Regions from separate parts of the Homo sapiens genome. Here region 2 is linked to region 1. A link is a loop called in an ENCODE intact Hi-C map of the cell type or tissue named here. Cell type or tissue: Caco-2. All regions are shown on one strand.

What was found. Hi-C counts contacts between places; a loop is a spot of excess contacts. Peaks named below come from ENCODE experiments on the same cell type or tissue, not always from the same donor. Only the 100,000 strongest peaks of a DNase experiment are listed, where the experiment ranks them.
Region 2: it touches region 1 in a loop (14-fold over the local background); 2 of 110 quality-filtered maps call a loop at or near these places.

The regions. Positions count from the first base shown.
Region 1 is chr2:125,741,519-125,749,518 of GRCh38, forward strand. All of the region lies in intron 1 of LINC01889 (long intergenic non-protein coding RNA 1889), which reads left to right. All of the region lies in intron 2 of LOC124900611 (a long non-coding RNA gene), which reads right to left. Among named protein-coding and RNA genes, the nearest start is that of LINC01889, 35 kb to the left of the region's middle. In Caco-2, a CTCF peak has its summit at 4,230; a DNase peak (open chromatin) is centred at 4,213.
Region 2 is chr2:126,479,497-126,487,496 of GRCh38, forward strand. No RefSeq gene overlaps it. Among named protein-coding and RNA genes, the nearest start is that of GYPC, 170 kb to the right of the region's middle. In Caco-2, no CTCF peak of the experiment used is centred here; a DNase peak (open chromatin) is centred at 3,525.

The DNA of each region.
Region 1 (8,000 bases):
ACTTCAGGTCATTGGTCTGAATAAAGACTTATAGGAGAAGACCACAAAAACACAGACAACAAAAGATAAATTAGACAAATGGAAGCCATAAAAAGGAGACTATGTTATTTGCCACAACATAAATGGACCTGAAAGACATTTCACTAAGTAAATAAGTCATATGCGGAAAGAAAAATATTGCATAGTCTAATATATATGTGTAATATTAAAAAATAACTTAAATACACAAATATAGAGAGCAAAATATTGGTTAGCAAGGGCAGGGGGAGGTATGGAGAGGAAATGGGAAGATGTAGGTCAAAGGGTATGAAATAGCAGCTACATAGAATGAATAAGTATAGAGATCTAATGTACAACCTGAGGACTAAAGTTACTATAATTGTATTATGTTAAGAATTTTTGTTAAATAAGTAGATTTTAGCTGCTCTTGTCACACACAAGAGTAACTGTGTGAGATAATAGATATGTTAATCTGCCACACTACGTAACAATTTTACTATGTGTATGTATACCATAACATCACATTGTAAACCTCAACTATACTTTCTTTGAGCAAAAGTGTATATTTTTTGGAAAAGACTAATATAACCAATAACTAGTGAAACTGGTAGTGAAAAACATCCAGAAATTTGTAAGTGTACATCATGACAGATCCTGCAAACATTAAAATAAGAATATTATTTACAAAATTGTCTACTATGTTTCAGAACATAAACGGACAAATTCCTAGAGAGATAGTTTACAAAACTGACAGAAAAAAAAGAATGCTAAATAAGTCTGTATCTATTAAAAATAATGAAACAATATTTTTAGAACTTCCTATAAAAAAACTTCAGGCCCAGATGACTTCATTAATGAATTCTAGCAAATATTTAAAAAAGAAATGTAACAATCTTAAATTTGTTTTTGAGAATTAAGAAAAAATAATATTTCCAACTTGTGAGAAAAATCTGTCAAGGCCATCATAAGAGAGGTAAATGGTATGTTACCTTTTTGCATGGAGATAGATACAAACCCTTTAAAAATTTGCAGACACTCAGCTAACTATACAAAAAGAAAATAAATTACAACCATGGTTGAATTTACTCTAGGAATATGAAGTTAGTCTAATAGTCAAAAATCAATAGTTGCAATTCTCTATATTAACAAAATGAAGGAGAAAAATCGCCTCAATACATACAGAAAATCAAGTGATGAAATTAAAAAGTCATCAATGATAAAATCTCCTAGAATCCTGGGGATAAAAGGGCTCTTCTTTGACACACTAAAGAATATTTCCTAAACACCTCCAGCATGCATCATACTTCATGGTGAAATATTAGAAGCATTCCCTCTGAGACTGGGAACTAGATAAAATGCTTACTGTGAACTGTCAAAGTGGAAAGGCAAAAAGAAAAACAGTTGAAAAGTATTAAGAATTAGGTCATTAATTATCCCATTCTATTCAGGTTTCTAGATATATGAAGAGTCATGATAAAGAAATATAAAAAGTGGTAAAGTGATGCATCACTGTGTATATAGGCTGCAGAACGGAGGAAGGGATTCCATGTGATGGTGATGAAAGGGAGAGAGTGGAGGAGAATCAATGAGGCAGCTGGAGACACAGAAGACAAAGATCAGAACATTGAATATTAGAGCAAAGTTTTAGAGATGCATTGCTTTTTGCCAGGTGAGCATTGTATTCACAGGCTAATAGGTGCCCTACCTAGGAAGATTTATGGATTCGAGGAGCTCAAGAATCTTTATGGTTAGGCATTTATTCAGTTCACCCATATGGATTTTGGAGTTGCCCTTTAAAATAACAGGAGTTTGAGAGAAAAGGAAGACTGTGGCAAATTCAAGTTTTCTGAGAAATGTGGGAAGAACTAAAAGTTCAGTACACAATTGTTCACAAGGAGACATAATAATTGCAATAGCTAAGTGAACTTAAAAAATAATTTACATTGTTTGTTTTATTTCAATAGTTTTGGGGGAATCTGCTTGATTATACAGATAAGCTCTTTAGCGGTGATTTCTTATATTTGGTGCACCCGTTACCCAAGCAGTGTACACATATCCAATGTATATTCTTTCATTCCTCAACCCCCCTCCCACCCTTCCCCTTGAGCCACCAAAATCCATCGTGTCATTCTTATGCCTTTGCATCCTCATAGCTCAGCTCTCATTTTAGTTTTAGTTTTTGAATATGTAAAACATGTATATAGTTCTAAAGTAAAGATTATATACACAGCTATACTCAGAAAATTTGTATATCCATTTCTTTCTTTTTCTTCTTCTTCTTTCTTTCTTTTTTTTTTTTTTTTTTTTTTTTTTTTTGAGACAGGGTCTGGCTCTATCACCCAGACTGCAGTGCAGTGGCATGATTTTGGCTCACTGTAACCTCTGCCTCCTGGGCTCAAGCCATCTTCCCACCTCAGCCTCCTGAGTAGCTGGGACGATGGTGTGGACCACCATGCCCCACTATTTTTTTTTTTATTTTTCTTAGATATGGGATTTGACCATGTTGCCTAGACTGGGCTCAAACTCCCAAGCTCAAGATATCTACTTACCTCAGCCTCCCAAAGTGCTGGGATTACAGGTGTGAGCCACCACACTCAGCTTCCATTCCTATCCAACTTTTTTCTCACAAGTAATTGTTATCTTCAGATTCTGGTATATACTTCCTGTATTTCTTTTTGCAAGAAAGCATGTAAAATACCTACATGTATACAAACATGTAAGTATATATCCTCAGTGCTCCTTCCTTTTTACATAGAGGTAGAGTTACTTACAATACGTAGTAATGTCTACTTGCTTTTTTCACTTCATGATACATCCAGTAAATCACACTATATTATTTGATAGAAATAAATCTTATTTCATAGTTGAAAATTACTCTTTTTTTTAATGACACACAATTTATTCAACCAGTAACCTATGGATGAACATTAAGGTTGTGTCTAATACGACACTATTGCTACAATGCTGCAATGGATAAGCTTATAATTATTTAACTGCCTTTCTTACCTCTGTCCACTTGTCACTCTGTGATGACAATAAAGCATCAGTTGCCTGTAATATAACTAGAGAAATCTGAAGAACCTTAGAGAAAATGGTCATTAGGAAGAGCTGTCCTGAATGATTGAGAGAATATTCATTGGACACCTAGCTGTTTTGTACCTGAGGTTGATAATGTGATATTTCTCAAGAAGCCCCAAATGGCTTTGGACCAGTTTATAATAAATGTGCTTTCCTTCAGTCATTTCAACCTGTTCCCTGGGATCATGTCAGGAGTGTGAGCTGTGCTGACCTGTATAAAGAGACATCACAACAGGTCAACAGAGATGAAACAGAGCTGAAGAAACAAGCTAGAGATGATGAATAGAATCAGCCTACACCCAGTGCTCACCCCGAGACAGGCTACAGCCAAGAAATCTCCATCACAAACCCAGTAAGTGCCAGGACCTTCCTCAGAAAGGGCAGCCTCCCAGTAATCAGAAAGATATGCAAGGCTGCATCCTACCTGTCGCAAACCACCCAACAGAAGTAGTGTGCTACCAGGCAGAGGCTGGGGGCCTCTTGAGAGTGTGTCACTGGCAATGGGTGGGTGTCTAGGAAAGCCAGGATTTTGCGTAACAGGGCAACGAGCATCAGGCTCTATTGGCCACTCATGTAGAGTATGGCGCTAGCCATTCCAGCCTTCCAAAACAGTGGAAGCCCCAGCGGATTCAGGAAGATTCTGGAAGAACCATGATTACTCAGCTCTGGTGTCTACAGTTCAGCTTTAAGACTTTAGGCTTAAGACTCCTACTAACAACAAAGGTCCTCTGTCATAGCTGATCTAGAGCACTGAGCAGAAAAAGGAATTGTAGAATGCCTTGTGTGGGTGTGGTGACATTGAAAAGGCAAAAGTATATCAGCTGGGGTTCAAGGACAGAACAAACATAGTGAAAGCAAGGAAGACAGAGATAAATTTCCAAGTTGCTGAGCTGAGATTCCTTCATTTGTCTTTGGCTTGCAGTGGTTGGGCAGCGCTCCATACACTAGGAATATAATGAGTATTTCTGCTTGTTAGAATTAGAGGGACCGAAGGACAGGAAGAAAGGATCAATGTTAGAAAAGCAATCATGAGTTACAGAGCAGCAGACTAGAGACCAATGTGACCACAGCAGGGACAAAGCAAGTTTCCAGCAGAGGGCAGAATTAACCAGGATATCTGGATGCTGAGGCCATGGGAGGCAAGTCCAGCATGAGGAGTGAGCTGTTTAGAACCTGAAAGTAGAAGTGGATGGGCCCATTCACAACGCATGCAAGTGTTGACAGGACTGAAGTGCACAAATGCAGAGGCAGAGTTCAGAGCAGATCAGTATGGACCGTAAGTATTTCCCTGACTTTTATTTTTTCACAGGCATTAGGAATGAGGTGGCCTCTTGGGGTGCACATCTCCATTTGGGAGTTAGAGTTGAATAGGGCATAATTGTCTGTCTTCTCTTGTTTTTTTGTTTTGTTTTGTTTTGTTTTGTTTCCTTGATTCTTAGCCTATTAATGGGGAAGAGACAGTCTGAATGCTTCCTTTAACCAATGACTCAGGAATGATGCCTTTGTGCATCACCTCCTCCTGTTTTTAATAAGGCCATTGGTCCAGACCAGGAGACTGAACAGTGTAGGTCCCCATGGATTTCTTTCAACTAAAACTTTGTATTTTTAAAAAGCTTAATTGCGATCTTTTGAAGTGCCCAATTAAAGATTTAAAGAAATAATGAATATCCTGAGGTGGTCTGTCTGCCCTGGGGTTCCTCTGCAAATGAGGGACACATGTTTCTATTCAATTACAGGAAACATTTTAAAACTGGCTCTTTTATTTCCTGCTCCTCATCTCCAGTTCAATTTTTCTCTTCCATCATTTTCTGCCCTTTCACCCTGCAGCTCTGAAGTTTGCTCTGACCAGCACTAGACCACTGCTTCCTCCTTTTGTTCTCTAAGAAACAACTGAGCCTTTGCTGGCGGAACAAACAAACAGCAGCATTCTTCAGTCCAGGGGTATTTTGAATCCTCCAGAAAAAAGCTGGTGTGGTTACCCGTGAGCTGACTCAGGACATCTGCAAGACAGAGGTTTTACACAGCCAATCCATTTGAAGTGGTTTACATCAAGTGTCACCATTCCAATGATTAATTTTAGTCCTGAGGGTTTAAAATGTAATTGGGGGGTTAACCTTCCATCCAGCCCTGCACTTGGTACAGAGTGGGCAGACTCCTTTTTTGCTCAGTGGTGGTTCTATGCTGGGCTTGACACCAGGCTCTGTTCCCTGTCGCCAGCCATACAGCAAGTCCCTTGAGATCAGGTCCTATGCATTCACACATTCATTAACTTTTGCTGTCTGCAAACACTTACTGAGTGCCTCCATGTGCTGGGTACTCTGTCAGGTGCTGGGGATTACCCGAAAAAGCCATTACCAAAGGAGGTATGGTTCTTACCCACATGGAGCTGTACAGACTTCTGGGAAAAGAGACAGTCAACTGTTCTATAAATGTCTAACTATAACACTGTGAGCACACAGTGCTATGAGTGTACAGTTTGATGTATTTGGGAGGTCAAAACATTCCTATGAAGTAGCAATTTATCCAAGGTCTACATGTTAAGTAGGAATTAACTTGGTAAAAGAGAGGGTGGGGATAGCACTGGAGGGAGAAAGAGCAGCAAGTGGGAAGGCCTATGGTGGGATGACTCATGCACTCCAAATGTTTCTCAACAGAGACATTATTGGGTGGAATTGTTACCTACATAGAAAAATATTTGGCATTTTTACCTTCATCTGAGAAAGGCTAGGATCTGGGTCCCAACTTCTACCCTGCTTCTTATGACAACAAAATGATTCCCACATTTTGAAGCATCTCCAAGACAGCTTTATACCTCCAGTTAGGAACCACTACATTGGGCTCTAAAAAGCCCTTTGTCTTTGAAGGTGACTGGCAGGATTGTAAAAAAGGAATTGGTATGAAATAACTTGGAAAGAATGGTGGTACCCAGATCTCTTAGCCCTCTTAGGGAGTGGATAAGTAGGTCAGTTCTTCAGAAATTGATTCCTAGAGTCAATTCTTCTAAACCGGTGAGCCACTTACCTCACAACCAGTTGGACTGATCACTGAGAGTTTTAGTCTTGCCCCTGTCTCTGTGTTTGTTCTTCGCTCTGCTGTTTACCTCTGTATATGTTTCGGATCTGCTGTTTTGTGACCATGAACAAGAGCTCACAAGAGGGTAGGGGCAGATTCAAGGTCAAATGACAAAGAAGGAACAAACAGAAAATAGAAAACTACAAAATAAATCCTCATAATTCAGCAAATGGCTTTTGATGAACTGATATTCAGTTAACTGACCCAGAACCACATTGTCTACCATCTTAAAGTGGGCATCTTTCTGATAAAAGCAATGGGAAGGTGGAAGGAAAGGTGTTAACTCAGTAGGTTAGTTGCAGCATGGAAAATGGACTGGAAAAAGTAAGAGCAGATCCAAGAACACCAGTTAGGAGGTTAGCATAATAGCACACATGAGAAACAATGGTAGCTTAGACCAAGTTGATAGATAGAGAAGTGGATGAATTCCATAGACATTTAGGGGGTAAAATGGACAAAAATGGGTGATGACATGAGGGTAATAAAGACAAATGTGTAAAGCTTGGTGGTAGTGACATGGACGTAGAGAGAGAATACTGGAAGATGGCCATATCTGAGTGGGAGATATCATTAATTTGGTTTTGCAGATGTGTTTTAAAGTATCCAAGAAGGTATATCTTGTAGTTGTACAACACAGTCTAGGGCTCAAAGAAGACAGCTGGTTTAGAAACATAAATTTAGGTAGCCCCTGCATATAGATGATGTATTAGCTTGTTGGGCCTGTCTTAACAAAGTATGAATTGAGTGGCTTAAATAACAGATTTACATCCTCATAGTTCTGGAGGCTAGAAGTCCAAGATCAAGGCCTTGGCAGGTTGATTCCGAGGCTTCACTCCTAGGCTTGAAACTGGTCATCTTCTTTCAGTGCCTTCATATGTTCTTCCCTTGGTGCCGATATCCTCTTTTTATAAGGACAGTGGTCGTATTGAATTAGAGCCAACCCATACAATCTCATTTTACTTTAACTTCTCTTCAATGCTTCTACTTCCACATACAGTAATAGCCTGATACACTTGGGTTTAGGATTTCAACATATAGATTTTGGTAGGATACAATTCAGCTCACAAGAGATAGCAATTAAAGCTGGAGATGTGGTGTAATTTTGCTTAGAGGAAGAATATATAGTAAAAGGAGAGGGTCTAAGACCTCTAAAGTTTAATTTTCAAAAAGAAAATAGTGGAAGATAAATCCCTAACAAAGAAATCCCTAGGTCATGGAAGCCAAGGGAATTGAGTGTCTTCAAAAGTAGGCAGTTGTGAAACTGTGAAAATTTGATGAAAAATCATATAGAATGAGGATTGACAAGGAATCCTGCTTTCTGTCTTATTTACTCACTGCCTAGCTTGGTGACTGGCACCTAGTGAGCATGTAGTACTAAATTAATTATGTATTGCCATATTTGAGTATACAGTGGGGAGAAGAAAAGGAGAGGGAATGTTGGGTATCACAGAAATGGCTAACCACATCTGTGCCAACTTGAATAGGATGAACATCTCAGATCATCAGTCCCAAATTATATAAAATAAGTTGAATGATGTCTATCTCACAGGGTTGACCGAGATTATATGCCTGACGAGGATATCAAAGACACATTGTGACTATTATTCAAGCTTCCCATTAAAATACATTAACTTTAGGCTAGAAAATTGTCTCAGATTGGCTAGAAGTAGAAAAAAACAGAAAGTGAATCCATATCAAGCCACATTCTTACTACAGAACAAAATGGATTAGATCTAGAAAGGCTGTTTTCACATGTGAATTTCAAAATGCGTCAAAGGCTGAGACAGGACTCTGCTGCAGTGTGAGAGAAGGCAGACAATAGCAATGAGACAAGAGGGGACATATGGACA
Region 2 (8,000 bases), 740 kb after region 1:
CACCAGATCTGATGGTTTTATAAAGGACAGTTCCCCTGCACACGCTTTCTTGCCTGCCGCCATGTAAAGTGTGACTTTGCTTCTCCTTTGCCTTCCACCATGATTGTGAGGCCTCCCCAGCCATGTGGAACTGTAAGTCCATTAAACCTCTTTTTCTTTATAAATTACCCAGTCTCAGGTATGTCTTTATTAGCAGCATGAGAACAGACTAACACACTGATTCTACATTATGGTGAGTTGTATAATTATTTCATTACATATTACAATGAAATAATAATAGAAATAAAGTCCACAGTAAATGTAATGTGCTTGAATCATCCTGAAACCATTCCCTCACCACTCCACCACTGGTCTGTGGAAAAACTGTCATCCATGAAATGGGCCCATGATGCCAAAAACATTGGTGACCACTGATATAGTGAGTAGAAAAATCAAATTTGGTGACAATGTGGCATTGTTGGTGGAATATAAATGGGTGCACTTTGGAAGTACATACTAAAGTTCAACATACACCAGTTCTATGATTGAGTATGGCTCTATCTTGCTCCTACCTATATACCCATAGACAAGTGCAAAATATGCACCAGATGACAAGGTCTAGAGCCACTGCTCATAAAAAGCCCCAATCTGAAACAATCTAAATCTCCTTTGCCAATACAAGCAAAAAGTAAATTGTGGTATAATCATTCATAAGAATAAGGCAATGAAAAATAATGAAGCATTGCTAATTGCGATGATGCAATCAATCTTATAAAGATAATATCAAACAAGAAAAGACAAACTCAAAAGAGAAAATACTGTATTCATTTTATTTATTGAAATTGAGAAACAGCCAAAAGTATTTGTGTTAGAAAGGAGGAGTGTGGTTACCATGGGGCAGAGGCAGGCAACGCCTGGAAGGGACCACAAAGAGTCACCCAGGACACTGTTAATTCACTATCTATAAAATCTAATGCTTTGTTTGTTTACTAGATATCAACTTCATTTGTTAAAATGCATGTTGTATTATATTTCAATTTAAAGGCTACCAGGAAGATTTGAAATACAACTAAATATAACCACTTCAAAACAGCAGATTTGATAAAATAAAGAATAAATTAGAAAACATAAAAATAGGTCTGAAGATTTTATCAAGAGTGAAGCACAACAAAGTAAGAAAATGAAAAATATGAGAGATTGAGATATAAAGCACATAGAAAAATAACATCTAACATATATCTACGTGGAGTTCTGGCAGAAGAAAAAATAGAAAATATGGGAGCTACAATATTCAGAAGAATCATTAGATGCCCAAGTCATCAGATTCACGAAAAACAACAAATCTTAATGAAGATACACAATCATAAACCTATATCTAGATGTAGTATATAAAGAAACATCCCAATACCAGGGGAAAATAGATGATTGTTAAAGTAATCAGAAAGGAAAAACAGATTAATATGAAAAGATGACAAACAAATTGGCAAAAGATTTCTCTTAAACAACAGAAGCCAAATGGTAATTAAATAATATCTCAAAGTCCCTAGAGAAGATGACCATAAATATAGGATATTGTACCCACTAAAAGTACTAACATGGATAACGAAGCAAATAAAGGCAGTTCCAGATAAACAAAACCCAAAGCAAAATTGTAGGGATGCACTAGCGGGAAAAGAAGCAAAATTATCCTAGAGATAATACTAGCTGATAAGATGATACTAGGACAAACTCCTGCCAATACTACACAAATTTTTGAAAAATAATTACAATTTCTGGAAAGTATAATTTTTTAAAACTGACTGAAGAACATATGAATAATTAATAAATATGTAATAAGGTGACTCTATATCCCAGTTTGTTGATGTTAGTTCTGGTCTGTGTCTATTGTCCCAGGGGATTTCTTTTTCTTTTTTTGAGACAGGGTCTCACTATGTTGTCCACGCTGGTGTGCAGTGGTACAATCTTGGCTCACTGCAACCTCCACTTCCTGGGTTCAAGCAATTCTCCTGCCTCAGCCTCCCGAGTAGCTGGGACTACAGGCACGTGCCGCCATGCCCAGCTAATTTTTGTGTTTTTAGGTGAGATGGGGTTTCACCATGTTGGCCAGGCTGGTCTCGATCTCCTGACCTGGTGATCCACCCGCCTCGGCCTCCCAAAGTGCTGGTATTATAGACGTGACCCACCATGCCCGGCCTGCAATTTCTACTTCCCGGGTTCAAGATACTATCCTGCCTCAGCCTCCTGATTAGGTGGGATTACAATCACAGTCCACCACGCCCGGCTAATATTTGTACTTTTAGTAGAGACAGGGTTCCATAATGTTGGTCAGGCTGGTCTCGAATTGCTGACCTCAGATGATCCACCCACCTCAGCCTGCCAAAGTGCTGGGATTACAGGCATGAGGTACCACACCCAGCCACAGTGAAAATACTAATAGTGATTTTTTTCACTCTCAAAATTGGTTTGGATAACACATTTTATTGTTACTTGTCTACAATTACCAAGGCTTTAGTGTCCATTGTTAAGAAACATTTAAAAATATATTACATCAAATATATAAAAGCTCTTATAAGAAAAAACACATCATAATACACAACTAATGTGAGGTGATGATAAAACACATGCTAGACAAGGTCTGCATGATGAAGGGTAATTATGAGCCAGTGTGATTTTTGAATAGGAATACATATTGCTAAACAAAATATAACAAACAGGATTCAGCAAGTTATTGTAAAAAATGACTAAATTGTTGGATTCATCTAAAGATGCAAAGAAACTTTAATAGGTATATATAGTCACGTGCCACATAATCATGTTTGGATCAGCAATGAACCATGTACGCAATGGTGATCACATAAGTTTATAATCCCATATTTTTACTGTACCTTTTCTATGTTTAGATATGTTGAGATACACAAATGTTTACTATTATGTTACCATTGCCTACAGTACTCAGTACAGTAACCCGCTGTACCATCTAAGTTGGTATAAAGTACACTCCGTGAAGTTCAAACAATGATGGAATCGCCTAGTGACATATTTGTCAGAATATGTCTCTGTCGTTAAGCAACGCATGACTGTATTTGATATTTTTTAAATGATAGTTTGAATAAATGTAGAAAATGCATTAGGTAAAATTTAAAACAAAGTAATGGTTAAAAGTGAGGCAGGATTTTTCTCGGAGCCGCATCGCCAGCCGGAGACCTCCACGGCCAGCGACACCACCCACTGGATCTCATTCATCCTGGGCTCCCTGCAGAAGGCACCCTGCCCACTCAGCCTGGTGGGCTTCACTTGGCTTGCAGTCCCCCCTAGATCCCATGCTAGCCGAAGGATCTGCGTTCAGCCTGAATCTGGGCAGGACGTGCCACAACCTGTTTCTGCCTTGGGCGCCAGCACCTGGCTGAAGGGAACGCAGTGCCAAAACAGGGATGCCAGTGACCCCGAAGCCTCAGAAGGGATGTTACAGCGTCCTAACAGCTCTTTTAGTCCTGTTGTCTCACCCTGGCTGTCCGCCCTGATGCTGCTTCCTGTCACATGTGGCTGCCCTCTGCTGGCATAAGACAGAGGGCTACATACAGTTTTACAGCCTTTTTCCATACCTGTGTTCAGCGGGTCCTGAGTTCTTGTCCTGCATCCAAGAAGAATGAGGTTATGCTGGCAACCCAAGGGTGAGGAGAGTTTTACTGAGTGACAGCTCTCAGCAGAGAAGGCACCCAAGAGGGAACCCCTTCTCTGAAGTCGAGTAGTCTCTTCCCACCAGAAGAGACCACTCCCCTCTCCGCCCAAAGGCAGCCAGTCTCTCTCTAGTGTGGCTGAATCTGGGGCTTTATATGAGCTCAGAACGGAGGCGTGCATGCTGATTGGTTTGTGAGTATGCAAAAAAAGGCTAAAACAAAGGCACCACTCAAAGATGGGCATGACAGTGTAAAAAACCAACTAGGGAAGGGTAGGTATATGTAAACTAGGGGAAGGGTGGGGATCAATCAGAGGAAAGCATGCCTAACAAGAAGAGAGGTTCTCAATCGGGTTCGTGGATTTATCCGAGACTTTTTAGCTTTGCTTTCAGGTTTTAATCTGTCTTTGGTTTGAAGGTGGGATTTTAACGGGGACCCACCTCTGTCTGCCTAGTATTTGTCTGCCTTTTGCCGCTATCAAAAGCAAACAACTTTCAGCAAATTAGGCATGTGAGGACCATCTTTAATTGTAGAAAGTATATCTATAATATACTTATAATTCTAGCATTGTTTTATATACAACTTTTTTTAGTAGTTCTAGCTGTGCTGTGAGATATCCTGTTAGCTAGCTAGGCAGCTAGTTAGTACGTGTGTATGTATATAGTAAACATAATATGACATATAGATTATATATTACATACATAGTATTATGTATTATAAAACATAATTATATATAGAATTAGCTATATATGAAAAAGAAATAAAAATAAAATAATTACAAGATCATAAGTTAATTTACATGTAAAACAAGAGAATTTACATACAAATTATTAGAATTATTATTTTTTGGAAGTTCAGAAAGACTCAAGTCAGCAAAATGGCAGAGGAGTCAGCTTCAAACTCCTGTTCCTCCAAAGAAGCACCAGAAAATAAGCAGAAACTGCATGAACCAACTGTGTCAGAACTCTGGACAACAAGGAAGGTTTACAGAAGCAAGTGAAGGCTGTAGGACAGCATTGTGGTGTATTACCCACCTTTGTCCCACCCTCCCCACTGCTAGGTGCTGACCTTGAAGACTAAAACCAACATTCTCAGTGTAGGCCTAGGACCTTGCTTCCAGAGTGAGCAGAGTGGAGCTTATTCTCATCTGCTGTTTGTGTGCTCTCACCTGTCTGGGGGCTACCTGAGGACTAACAGGAGGAGCTTGTTTCTGTTTCACTCAGGATAACTTTAAATTCCATAACTCCTGACACTTCTTGGAATGGAAGAATTAACTTTCTCACGTGCAACTTAATCAGTGGCCGTCATCTCTAAAGCCAGGAATAGGCTGAAGCCTATGGCAGGGCGGGAGGACCCTCAGTCTCAGATATGCTTATAAGAGATTAGTTTTGTTTAAAATAAATGAAACAAGACATTGCATTTTCATTCTAGAAACAGCCATTGATATTCATATTTGATTCAGGCTTGTTATGAATAGCCAGAGCTTTGCTTTTCCCATCCTGAGCAGCAGTGCCCTTACTGCAGATCCAAAAAGAGACTCTATCAATATATTCCCATCAATACTCAAAGGAGTCACTTCAGCCCTTGTGGTGGCAACAATTAGCTGAGAATAACGAGGAGGAAATTTACAGAATAAGACTCCACGCACTGCCACTCTCCAGAGAGGGTGAAGTGTACGCCGGAGAACTCTACACATAACCAGGTTTTGTGTCCATTTTTACTTTTCCATCACTAGGGAACATCTCTCCGAGTGTCTGATTTTTTACTGTGTTTCTCTTTAAGCACTGCACAAATGTTGCTGCTGCTTTTCTGTGTATCCTGCTTACTCTTGCTCCATATAATGTGATAAAGAGCTTAAATTTAATATAATGACATATCTGTGTTTAAAGTTACTTTACTACATGTTTTCTGTATTTGTTCTATATGTTCTATAATCCCTTTTCATTCTTATCTTCCTTTGAGTCAATCAAGAAATATTTTAATCATTCAATTTACCTATTAGCTTATTATAAATTATTTTATTCTTTTCTTCCTTTTTCTTTTTTTTAAAACTTTACTTTAAGTTCCGGGATACATGTGCAGAGTGTGCAGGTTTGTCATAGGTATACATGTGCCATGGTGGTTTGCTGCACCCATCAACCCATCATCTAGGTTTTAAGTCCTGCATGCATTAGGTATTTGTCCTAACGCTCTCCCTCCCCTTGCTCCCAACCCCCAACAGGCAATGGTGTGTGTTGTTCCCCTCTCTGTGTCCATGTGTTCTCATTGTTCAGCTCCCACTTATGAGTGAGAATATGCAGTGTTTGGTTTTCTGTTCCTGTGTTAGTCTGCTGAGAATGATTATTTTATTCTTTTCAATGGTTACATGCTTCTTTGACATATTAAAGCATAATATGAGTTCTTTGTACATGTTTTAGACAATGCAAATACTTTAAAACAATGTAACTCTTAAATCCCCTTCACACAAATGTGACATTATTATTTTTATGTATTTTAATTTTCCATTGACATTAAAGCCTATGAGACTGATTTTTTTTATAGTCCATATAAATTTAGATTTACCTTTCCCATATACACTGTTCCAGGACTATTTATTCACTTCTGTGTTTCCATACTTCCATCTAAAGTTATCTTTCCTCTGCTCAAATAAATCCCTCTAGAATTTATTTTAATGAAGATCTCTGAGTTGTGAAATTGTTGCTTTTGTTTGTCTAAAGATGCACTTAGTTTACTTTCATTTTTGGAGGATTTTTTAAATATAAAATTATATGTTGGCATTTATTTTATAGTAATACTTTTTAAATGGTGTTCCATGTCTCTGGATTCAATAATTTCTACTGAGAAGACTGTGGTTCTTTGGAAGTAATATTTTATTTTATCTATCTCATTTAAAATTATCTCATTGACTTTGGTATGTGGCAGTTTTACTCTGATGTGCCTAGTTATATATCTAGTTGCATATTTCTCCTTGGGGCTTGTAAATCTTCCTGAACCTGTGATTTGATATTTTTAATTGGTTTTGGCAAGTTACTTGCCAGTATCTCCTCAAATACTGCTGTGCCCTAGTCTTACTCCCCTCTTCTCTTAGGACTTTAGTCACACATATAAAGTCATTTTCACTCTTTCTCATGTGTCATTTATGTTATTTTGTGTTTTTAATTTTTTCTCTCTATGCTTCAATTCAGATATGTCTATGGACTATTTTATAGTTTTCATAACCTTTTCGTTTTTTTTAATTTGCTGTTAAATCACATATTGGACTTTTAATTTTATATATTTTTCATTTCTATAATTCCTGCTTGTCTTATTTTTGGATTCCAAGTTTCTGTAAAAATTGTCCTACTTGTCACTTATTTTGTTGAAAATATTACTATTTTAAAGTCTGTTTCTGATAACTTTGATGACTAAGGATCCATATGGGCCCATTTTTATGGTCTTTTTCCCTTCCTTTTTTAATTTAATTTAATTTAATTTTTTTGAGACAGAGTCTCACTCTGTTGCCCAGGCTGTAGTGCAGTGGCACAGTCTCAGCTCACTGTGACCTCTGCCTCCAGGTACAAGTGATTTTCCTGCCTCAGCCTCCCAAGTAGCTGAGATTACAGGCGTCTGCCATCATGCCTGGCTAATTTTTGTATTTTTAGTAGAGATGGGGTTTCTCTGTGTTGGCCAGGCTGGTCTTGAACTCCTGACCTCAGGTGATCCACCTGCCTTGGCCTCCCAAAGTGCTGGAATTACAGGCGTGAGCTACTGCGCCTGGCCTTCCCCTCCTTTTTGTAAAAAAAAAATTTAGTCCAGACTCTTGGTATACCTAGTAGTTTGAATTGAATGCCACACAGTTTTGTATTAGAATTTACACAGATAACTTTAAGCTCTGTCTGATTCTATCTTCTTCCAAGTAAGCATTTATTTTGAGTAGACAGTCTTACCCTGGTTTGAGCTCAGTTTTCTGAGAGTGGATTTACATCCTTACTCCTCCTATGAAGTTCATTCTTACTCCAACTAGTGGAAGTTGCAGTGTTTACCAAGCTCTTTTGGCAAGTTCAGAATTTCCCTCTGTCTTCTCAGCCAGGTGCAACTGCTATTTCTGCTCAACTCCCTATTCTCTTATTTACTGCTTTCCTCTTGCCTTCTGAACCCCTGTGCCTAAAGAGGAACAAATATCTTAGGAAGAAGGGTGAGACAGTTGGCTGTGAATACCTAAAGCACTTCCTCCTCTCTGCCATCTTGGTCTATCCTCACCTGACTGCCTTGTAGTCTAGGAGTTCAGGTTCAATTTCCCTATCCCCATGAGGCTGCAGAAGGCTCTGCTTGGTTTCCCAAGTTTTAGTTATTGCTTCCTGCTTG